3 separate regions of the Homo sapiens genome follow, and all the other regions are linked to region 2. Evidence: chromatin contacts called from ENCODE Hi-C or POLR2A ChIA-PET data. All regions are on one chromosome and are shown on one strand. The core of a region is the stretch at or near the end of the contact, and the rest is flanking DNA. Distances in the headings are between cores, read along the strand shown. Region 1 overlaps CAND2 (cullin associated and neddylation dissociated 2 (putative)). Region 2 overlaps PPARG (peroxisome proliferator activated receptor gamma). Region 3 has its middle 39 kb from the start of TMEM40.

What was found. Hi-C counts contacts between places; a loop is a spot of excess contacts on that map. ChIA-PET counts read pairs that join two places held with the same protein, here RNA polymerase II (POLR2A). Pooled maps may share reads with other maps.
Region 1: a pooled map shows a loop between it and region 2 (3-fold over the local background). The contact joins two enhancer-like sites. A Hi-C loop is called at or near these places in 1 of 50 pooled maps. POLR2A ChIA-PET finds 5 or more read pairs at or near these places in 2 of 52 experiments (H1 and activated CD4-positive, alpha-beta T cell).
Region 3: a map with no recorded cell type shows a loop between it and region 2 (8-fold over the local background). The contact joins two enhancer-like sites. A Hi-C loop is called at or near these places in 1 of 37 single-sample maps with no recorded cell type and 3 of 50 pooled maps. POLR2A ChIA-PET finds 5 or more read pairs at or near these places in 1 of 52 experiments (activated T-cell).

The regions. Positions count from the first base shown.
Region 1 is chr3:12,808,090-12,811,641 of GRCh38, reverse strand. It overlaps CAND2 (cullin associated and neddylation dissociated 2 (putative)), which reads right to left. Exons shown (of 15, transcript NM_001162499.2): 4 at 3,309-3,432; 5 at 1,318-1,583. Among named protein-coding and RNA genes, the nearest start is that of CAND2, 13 kb to the right of the region's middle. RefSeq lists a silencer at 1,106-1,555. Within about 2 kb of position 1,286, at least 24 of the 41 ENCODE cell types and tissues checked have a DNase peak (open chromatin) inside an H3K27ac peak, as active enhancers do.
Region 2 is chr3:12,392,223-12,395,535 of GRCh38, reverse strand. It overlaps PPARG (peroxisome proliferator activated receptor gamma), which reads right to left. Exons shown (of 8, transcript NM_138711.6): 5 at 2,784-2,922. Among named protein-coding and RNA genes, the nearest start is that of TSEN2, 91 kb to the left of the region's middle. RefSeq lists an enhancer at 19-68. Within about 2 kb of position 1,440, at least 2 of the 41 ENCODE cell types and tissues checked have a DNase peak (open chromatin) inside an H3K27ac peak, as active enhancers do.
Region 3 is chr3:12,718,342-12,721,790 of GRCh38, reverse strand. No RefSeq gene overlaps it. Among named protein-coding and RNA genes, the nearest start is that of TMEM40, 39 kb to the left of the region's middle. RefSeq lists an enhancer at 1,716-1,765. Within about 2 kb of position 1,655, at least 2 of the 41 ENCODE cell types and tissues checked have a DNase peak (open chromatin) inside an H3K27ac peak, as active enhancers do.

The DNA of each region.
Region 1 (3,552 bases), core at 37-2,536, 420 kb before region 2:
CGAGACTGCACCATTGCACTCCAGCCTGGGCAACAGAGCGAGACTCCGTCTCAAAAAAATAAATAAAAAAGCTTAGTCCAGGTTCTACACGAGCAGGCACTCGATAAATAGCATCTGTTATCAAAACCATTATTCATGTCCTGGCCTAATTTCCTTCACTAGGTTTAAGTCCTTGGATAGGAGAAAGGGAGGCAGGTACTGCCCTAATAGACCAGGCAAGAGGGGTTCCTGCCTGGTCTCCAGGCTTTAGAGCACTCCACTCAAGCCCTTCTCCAGCCATACCCTTCCCTACAGCATAAGAAGAGACATGCTGACCTAGAGACCCCCAACACTCCTAGACTCCATTCTGTCTGGGTATCTGGGGACCCGAGTTTCCTGCCCAATGGATCCTGACCCCTTGTCCGAGCCTGCGCAGGCCTCTTTCCTAGGTCCATGCAACCAAGGATGGCTGAGGGCTGGCTGCTGTTTGGGAGAAATGGGACAGGGTGTGGCCATGTCAGCTGGGGTTCCCCCCCCCACCCCCCGCCGTGTGCCTGCAAGGCCCCTTGCAGTGAGAGAGCCAGGGGTTGGGAGGGGCTGACCATATGCCAGTTCTATCCAAACTGTCTTGGTATAGTCAGAACTCCAAGGTGTCTGAGGATACATTCAAACCTGATTGCAGCTTTCCATTTCTAAAAAACTAATCTATAGTGACAGAAAGCAGATCAGTGGCTTCCTGGACAAGGCAGAGAGCTGGACTGCAAACGGACACAAGGAAGCTTTTGGGGGTGATGGAAAGGTTTCACGGATATACACAAAGGTCAAAACACACTGAATTGCACACTTTAAATAGTGCGGTTTATTGTATGCACATTAAATTGTTTCTTAAAAATTCAAACTTGGCTCATGGGCTGTTACTAAGATATCTTTGTCAAACTGGGAGAAGAGAACATAGTCTAACAGTTTAGTGGCATGACTTAAAATTGTAATTACCAGCCAGCCTCCACGTCTCATAAGTGATTGAACCAACCCCCTTCTCTGAACCGTCTGCACTCAGCAGGGGCTCAGGCCTGGGGGTTTGTCGAGCTCAGGGCCCGCCCTGCGCCTCTCAAGCCCTATCCGGCCCCAACCTCTGCGTTTCAGGGGCTTCAGCCGCCCGCCCCAGGCCCCACCCACCACATCAGCCCAGGCCCCGCCCCATCCTCCCTACCAAGGCAGACGGCCCACCCTTAGGCCCTGGCTGCACTGCGGCCCAAGCTCCGCCCCTTTACCGAGTCATTGGCTCACCCTAAGCTCCGCCCACCATGCCAGCCCAGGCCCCGCCCCCTGCCCCCTTACCGAGGCGGTGGCCGGCCTGGCGGCCGACGCTGCCCAAACATTGGATCAGGGTGCGGATGGCAGTCGGGCTGGTGGGCACCCGCGGGCCGGGCAGCCGGTCCAGTAGGTGGTCAGCGAGCTCGACGAAGAGGTCGGTGCTGCAGGCGGCCGCCAGGTGGCCAAGCGCTCCGACCGCCCGCTTGCGCACCGCCAGGCGCGGGCTGCTCAGCTGTGGCAGCAGACAGTGCAGGAGGCTGGCGTGGAAGGCGCCCAGCGGGACACCCAGCCTGGGGAGCACGAGGGGGCATCAGGCCGATCGCACTCCGCGGGCAACCTGGGCCAGGCTCCGCCCCTCTCCCCATTCTCTCCCGGCCTCCTTCCCAGGATTATGGCAACTCAATGGCCCTTGCAAAAGAGGTGCCCTGCAACTGTGAGGAGGAATTATTTTAATTACTTTTGTTACATGAGAGAAAGCGGAGAGAGAAAGGGACTTCTCAGCAGTGCAAAGCCTGGCTCCCAGCCTAGGGAGAAAGACCTGATAGGGGAAAGCATAGAGGATCTAGTAAGGCTGTCCCTATTTCTTGGAAGTCTAGGCCTTGCCTCAATACCATCCCCTTCTGTCCATCCTCCTCGCTGAGACCAGAGCAGTATAAAGTCTACTTCTCACCTGGTCACTCCTCTGCTTAACTCCTTCCATGGCTCCCTAGTGCCTTTGGAGATGCTGAGCTCTGGGCTCAAGACAAGAGGCAACACCAGACAATGGTTTCTGCGCACACAGCACAGCTCCTGCCTGCCTCAGCAGCTTCTATCCACACCTTCAAACGAGGCCCGTGCATTTTCTGTCCTGTAAACATCTTGAGACCTTTTCTTTCTCACTTTACAGAAACACGCTGACCTTACCCTCCCTTATTTCTATGTCCTACCCAACCCCCTCTCCTAGGTTTCATTTGTTTGCCTGTTCACCTGCTAAGTGACAGGGACTGTGCTGGAAGCCAGGGTGAACAAGACAGACTGATCCTGGGAGCTGCCCTCATGGAGTGTGTGGTTGAGTGAGTGCCTCCCAGGAGCCTCAAGTTCAACATGCCCCAGCTTGAATCCATCACCTTCCTCCCCACACACCTGCTGCTGGCTCCCGGAGTGCACCCCATCACAGCACCTCTGTCTGCCCCCGCCAGTTACTAAAGGCAGAACCCTAGGGGTCAGCCTCCAGTCCCTGCCTCCCCTGCCCACTCCAAGTCCTGTGGAGTCCCCCTCCTGAATACAACCCGAATTGCTTTCCCTATAGCAGCCTCTTAACCAGTCCCCTGCCTGTTCAATCCCCTCCCACCTACTCTCCACTGCAGAGAGAAAGATCAGGGTAGAACACACAAATACTCACCCCTGCCCCATGGCTCCTGGCCAGCCCTGCACCTCAGCTCTGCATACCCACCTCTCCACATTACAGCCTGCCCCACGACCCCTGGCAGACTCTGGGACCCCAAGTCTTCCCCTGTCTCTGCCTTCTGGACTGGGGACAGTCTCCCCTCCAGCATCCTCTTTATACCTGCCCAAACTCAGCTAAGTCCTGCCCCTCCTCGAAGGCTCAGCTCTAGCAGCACTCTCTTTTAGAAGGCTCCTCACTCCCAGCTGGACTGGGGGCTCCTCTGAGCTCCTATCAGCCCTGCTCTTATCCTTACTGTTGTGCTTACTCCATTCACAGTTTTATACATGTCTGTGAACTCCTCCCTAGAACAACCAAGACTGATCTAACCCCATGTTCCCAACACTAGGCCAGCACCTGACATTTTTCTGGCCAGAGCAGGTGTTCAAGTCATGGGAGGTTTTACTGACCGCATCATCTCTCAGAGCCTGTAAAATTGTGACAATTGAGTTCTCCTTTACGAGGCTGCTGGGATGATTAAGGAGCCCCAAGCACAGGGCCTGGTGTGCAGTAGGTGCTAGCTCTGTGATTTGAGTCCCTCCCTGTCCCCTTTTACCCACTCTTCCTCAATACCCAGGATGGCCTCCCACACCTGCTCAGCATGTCAGAGAGGATGTCCAGGGCTTCCAGCTGCACAGCCACATCCTCCTGCTGGGCAATGGCACTGGTGAGCTGGCCTGTGATCTTCCGGCACACGTTGGTGGCCAGCCCGGAGCCTGCACAGGGCACAAGGTGGGCACAGTGAGGCCCTGGCCTGGGGGAAAGGCAGCCTCCACCACTAGTCTGCCTCTGCTCTGGCTGTGTTCCTGAGCCCACATCCCCGGGAATCTTACCAG
Region 2 (3,313 bases), core at 191-2,690:
GTCACAATGAAAATGAAAGTTCCTTCTGAAGAGCTGTAACCCTACATAGCCTAGGATGCCATTTATACTTTCTCTAGCCCAGAGGCTCTGTATTTCTGCTCTCAGGCTACATTACTACATAACCATCAAACCAACTGCCCGAAATTGCTGAGCAATTGATCATAACATACAGACCTGATTCAGATATATAAATTACATTTTTATTTTTATCGTACCAAAACATACAGGTGAAAACTTTCAAATTCAGGCAACTGACATGCCAGGTGCCTACCTATCTGTGAAGACCAGAGCACTGTAAGACACGGAATAGCTGGTTGAAAAGTGAAAAATCCAGTGAGTTAGGTTGTTTGATTATACAGAATCATAGAATTTTCAAAGTGAAAGGACATGGTGATCACTGATTTCAGTGACTATCCAACAACATTAGCAAGAGCCCCTAGGGTTCCCTACCAGTTCCTTCAGAAGCCTCCTTCAAAGCTGTGAGTGCATGGCCAAAGGGGAAGCTACATTCATCAACCAGACTAATCAGAGACCAGGGAGCAGAAATAAGGTTAACACGGAATGGAGTACATTTGCTTTGGGGGACGTTCATGTTTTCTTGCGCATACTGAAAACAGCTGGGTGCTGATTTTGGTATAACACTCAGAGCCTCTTTTGATAAAAAGGCATTCTATATGAATGAAAACCCTGTTGGCTTCACATTGGTCAAAGCAATGGATTTTAAATAGTGACTCAACTTCCTAGAAAACTTTGTATTTAGAAATGTTTTCTTCATACAGCTAACAGGCAAAACTAATCAAAACCTTGTTGTTAGTCTGATGTTTATTTTCTGTGCAGCAAACAAACTCCCATAAAAACCTCTGAGGTTTTCTTAGTTATGTTTGCAATTTTTTAAGTGTTGAACTGCCTAAGTCTCTGATGTCATGACACTTAATTCATATATTTTCTTGCTTTTGCTAGAACTGAACAAACACTCCCTATCAAGATTGACCCTCTCTAGAAATAAAATAAATTGTCATATGAAGTCAAAATATGACCTATCAAGTTTATGATAGCTTTCTTTGACATTTATGGGAGGAGAAAATTATACCATCCATACTACATAGGTTGGGGTTTAAATAATATTTGCCTATAAACAATAAGCAATTGCAGATTGATTTTAAGTAAACGTATGCAATGCCTGTAAGCAACAGGAAATATATTTTACATCAATGTATGCACTGCCTGTAAGTAACAGGAATTATATTTTACATGAATGTGTGAAGTGATAATTTTTTAATAGGCAAAAATTAGTGTTAAAAGCGGAACTGGCATGCTTTCCTAGGCTGTCTCAGTGATAATGACCTCAAAGTCAATGATTTCTTCATGAAGATGAAATAAGTTTATTGCAACTTGATTGCATCACCTAAAATACAACCCTTGACTTGGAAGCTTGCCCTTATGTTTTATGAGGTCTGAAATAAAAAGGAAACTGATGGAACTGAACCAGCAAATTATTTTGCAATCCATGACTACAGTTGTATACAGCAGATGTAGTCAATTGTTGAGGAAAGTTGGACCAAATTTCCATCCTGTTCAGTACTGCTGATAGCTCTATTCAAAATACATTCTTGCCTTTAGAGGAACTGACCCATTAGTAATCATACAGATAGAATTTTGTGAACTATTTTTAAAGGGTAGGTTATTAATCAATGAGTGACTCTCAAATATCTTGATGGTTTCCACTGTGAAAACCAAGTATCTGCATGATAGAGCAAAAATTTAATTTTCTCAGATGCTTTAGAGTACATATAGATGAAGACTGCCTTCTTACTAGATCAGTTTTGAGAGAGATGAAAACAAAAGAAAGAAAAAATAGGATAGCTGATGAAATGAAACTTCAAATTTAATTTGATCATGTTGGCATTTTTTATTCCTTGAGTGCATTGAAAATAACTGATTAATACTAGACACATATAATACTATCAAGTTACACCTAAAATTTATTTTGTCAGCCAGGCAACCAATCAGAACCAAATAGTGACCAAGAATTATTTTTTCAAACACGTTTGTCTTCCAGGACCTTACTGAGTTAGTTCCACAGATCATGAAAACATGGGTCTTTTCTCAGGTCTTCTACATCATTTCCCTTAAGTTGACACCCAAAGTCATAAGCTTGACTTTAGACACAGGTTTCAAAAGTAGAAAGTTTTATTCTCTTATGTTTCTATGGCTTTGAAGTTTTGCAGAACTATAAAAATAATTTGTTTTACCCTTTCCACAACTCATGGACGTTCCTTGAAGTGAAGGAAACGAATACTCGTCTTTGCATAATAAACAGCAAAAAAAAAAAAAAAAAAAAAAAATTAAATGAATCTAAATTCTCATATGCCATTTAAAGTTTCAGACCCAGACATCTTCAGGATTTTCTTACATTTAAAGCAGAACGACACTACTGATACACAAAAGTAAATTTTAATTCTGTTTTTAATGCATGAGGCAATATAAAAATTAATCATGATGATCATTATATTTGTTCTAACACTAAAGTTTTTCCCATAATCCCCCAGATTTTTCAAGTCTCTTTTCTCCTCATGGCAGATGCCCAACCACAGAGAGAAAGGTTCTATAATAAAACTTTAAAAACACTGACCTAAAAGAGAAATGTTTTATCGCCATGCAATATTCTAAATTCTGGCATTTGGTGGAAAAACTGTACACATTTTTGGCAATGGCTTTAGTGTCCACTGGTCTGGCAGCTATAATGAGAATAATAAAGTATATGGTGATGACTGTTTACTTACCATTATGAGACATCCCCACTGCAAGGCATTTCTGAAACCGACAGTACTGACATTTATTTCTACTTTTTTTGTGGATCCGACAGTTAAGATCACATCTGTCATAGATAAGCTTCAATCTGATTGTTCTCCGGAAGAAACCCTGCAAAGGGATAAAAAAGAAGCAAATTTTAAGTCTTTATGACACATGGAAGCAGCAACCTACAGCGAAAGGTATACTGGCCTGGGAATCAGAAAAGGCAGGTTCTTGACACGATTCTGTCACTGGTGACTTTAGACAAGTCACTTAACCTCTCTGGAACTAAATGTTCTCTGCTATAAAATAAAGAACCAGAGGATCTCCAGGTCCCTTTTTTAGCTCTTAGACACTGACCACATCCAGCTGCGGCTTTCATTGGATCTTGGCTCTACATTTGGTTTTCGGCATGCTCTAAGAAGTGCTCTGGATTTAATGTAATGCAAATAAAACACCGTGTAATCAGTTAAGTCTCTCTGCAAATCATTCCAACAGCATGCCCCAGCCTTTGTAATTG
Region 3 (3,449 bases), core at 406-2,905, 330 kb before region 2:
TATTCATTCAGTCAGTCATTTAGTCATTCATCAAACTTTTTTTTTGAGACAGAGTCTCGCTCTGTCACCCAGGCTGGAGTGCAGTGGCATGGTCTCGGCTCACTGAAACCTCCGCCTCCCGGGTTCAAGCGGTTCTCCTACCTCAGTCTCTTGAGTAGCTTGGACTACAGGCACGCACCACCATGCCTGGCTAATTTTTTGTATTTTAGTAGAGATGGTGTTTCACCATGTAGCCCAGGCTGGTCTCAAACTCCTGAGCTCAGGCAATCCGCCCACCTCGGCCTCCCAAAGTGCTAGGATTATAGGCATGAACCATGGCACCCGGCCTCATTCATCAAACTTCTATTGAGACTTCACTCTGTGTGCCAGGCTCTGCTGAGACTGAGATGAGTAAACACTTACTGGCTACCTGACTGTGTTTTAGACAAGGGGTAAACAAAGCCAGCCCAAAGTCTTAGCAATTCTCAGTGAGGTGATTTTTGCCCTGGCCACCATCCTGCCGCACCACCAACCAGGGAACATTTGGCAATGCCTGGAGACACTTTTAGTTGTCACAACCATGGTGAGGAGGGCGCAACTGGCATCTGGTTTGTAAAGGCCAGGGATACTCCCAAATGCCCTGCAGTGCACGGGCTAGGCCTCCATAACAATGAATTCTCCAGCCTCAGACGGCAATAGTGCTGAAGCTGAGAAACTCTGTTGTAGCTTCAACTCTAGTGGAGGAAGATGGAGGTAAGAAAAATGTGTCAGAGGGTGCTAAGTGCTATGTAAGAAGAGGGGGCTGGGCACAGTGGCTCACGCCTGTAATCCCAGCACTTTGAGAGGCCGAGGAAGGTGGATCACCTGAGGTCAGGAGTTTGAGACCAGCCTGGCCAACACGGTGAAACCCTGTCTCTACTAAAACTACAATAATTAGGTGGGCATGGTGGTGGGTGGCTGTAATTCCAGCTACTTGAAAGGCTGAGGCAGGAGAATCGCTTGAACCCAGGAGGTGGAAGTTGCAGTGAGCACTCCAGCCTGGGTGACAAGAGTGAAACTCAGTGTCAAAAAAAAAAAAAAAAAAAAAAAAGCAGGGGACAGGGAGTGCTGGGGAAGTGCTCACTGAAAAGATGACGTTGGGCAAAGGAAGTGAAGGACTAGCTATGCGGCTGTCTGGAGGAAAAGTGTTTCAGGCAGAAGGAATAGCAAGTACGAAGCCCCTGAGGCAGAAACAAGCAGGGCAAATTGGAGGAGCAGCCAGAAAACAAAGAAAATAAAATATTAAAAAAGGATACATACATACAGGTAATAAAACTGTAAGGAAAGTGAAAAGATAAACACCTGCTGGGGAGAAGGAGGGAGAGAAGCAGGGCCAGTGTCTAATGCGCTGGCAATGCTTTGTTTTTGTAGGTGGTGGTTACACAATAGATACACAATATCTATTTTCCAAGCTGTATGTATATCCTAGATACTTTTCTGTATGTTATATTTCACAATAAAGACGATTTAAATCATGTGTTAGTCTTTACTGTTTGCTCAACTGTGGGTGCTATTACAGGGCATAGACACAAGAGGGGGCGCTAACCAATGAGCAGCGGCAAAGCAGTGTTTCCTAGCAACGGGGAAAACGTTGAAGCAGAAACTTCCTTCAGAGTGGTTAACTGATGGATTCTGGCTGCTGCCCCTGACAGGTCGGCCAGAGTCCACTTCGCACCCTGGAGGCGTCTCTGCAGGGTCTGGAGTGTCACTGACTTTTGTGGGGAGTAGAGCTCTTCTCCCAAATGCGAAATCGGGTCTGCAGAACACGAGAGGTTGCTCCCTTGTGCCGCGGAGCTTTCTTCTCCTGCCAATGTTAGATAATAACGACGTCCTCATTAACAGATGCCATTATTAATATCATTAGTAACAGAGGGCTCTTATCCGTAAGACTCCAAACAAGTCGTAGTGTTTCCCTCGAAAAACGGAGGAAATTAAAGAATGGAAAGGAGGGACCTTGCCTCCAGCCTTCTAAGACCTCAGGTCTTCTAAGACCTCAGGTCTCTCTCTCTCTCTGTCTGTCTCTCTCTCTGTCTCTGTCTCTCTCTGTCTCTCTCTCTCTCCTCTCTCCTCTCTCCTTCTCCTCTGTCTCTCACTCCTCTCTCTCCTCTCTCTCTCCTCTGTCTCTCACTCCTCTCTCTCTGTCTCATACGCACACAAAGAGAGAGAGGTTTTTCAAGATTTGGGATGCGGTGGAAGTTTTCAAGATTGCTGGCCGGTCATGGTGGCTCACATCTGTAATCCCAGTATTTTGGGAGGCCGAGGGCAGATCACCTGAGGTCAGGAATTCAAGACCAGCCGGGCCAACATGGCAAAACCCCGTCTCTACTAAAAATACAAAAATTAGCTGGGCGTGGTGGTGCGCGCCTATAATCCCAGCTACTCTCAGAAGGCTGAGGCAGGAGAATCACTTGAACCCGGGAGGTGGAGGTTGAAGTGAGCCAAGATCATGCCGCTGAACTCCAGCATGGGTGACAAAGTGAGACCCCGTTTCAAAAGGGGAAAAAAAAAAGATTATTGACAAAGCAGAAGGTTTTATGATACACAGGTAAATATTAGGTAAATTTGAGGCTGAGTGGGATTATGGTAATGAATACCTACACTGTTAAAAGAAGTTACCCCAGACTTTATCTCACTTGACTTTACAATCACTTTGGTACCACTCCATTTTGGAGATGAAGAAACTGAGGCTTAGAGAGGTTAAACTGTGAGCATGCCAGAGCTTTCCTCCCAATCCAATTTACTAAAGAAGAAGTATTAACTAGCTTTTTTTTTTTTTTTTTTTTGAGGCGGAGTCTCGCTCTGTCGCTCAGGCTGGAGTGCAGTGGCGCTATCTCGGCTCACTGCAAGCTCCACCTCCCGGGTTCACGCCATTCTCCTGCCTCAGCCTCCCGAGTAGCTGGGACTACAGGTGCCCGCCACCGCGTCCGGCTAATTTTTTGCATTTTTAGTAGAGACAGGGTTTCACCGTGTTACCCAGGATGGTCTCGATCTCCTGACCTCGTGATCCACCCGCCTCGGCCTCCCAAAGTGCTGGGATTACAGGCGTGAGCCACCGCGCCCGGCCTTAACTAGCTTATTTTTAAGGGGTGGGGGAAGCTGTTAATTGTCTCTCATGCCTGTAATCCAGGACTTTGGGAGGCTGAGGCAGGCAGATCATGAGATCAGGAGTTCAAGACCAGCCTGGGGCCGGGCGCGGTGGCTCATGCCTGTAATCCCAGCATTTTGGGAGGCCGAGGCGGGTGGATCACGAGGTCAGGAGATCAAGACCATCCTGGCGAATACGGTGAAACCCCGTCTCTACTAAAAATACAAAAAATTAGCCGGGCAAGGTGGCGCACGCCTGTAGTCCCAGCTACTCGGGAGGCTGAGGCAGGAGAATGGCGTGAACCCGGGAGGCGGAGCTTGCAGTGAGCAGAGATCGTGCCATTGCA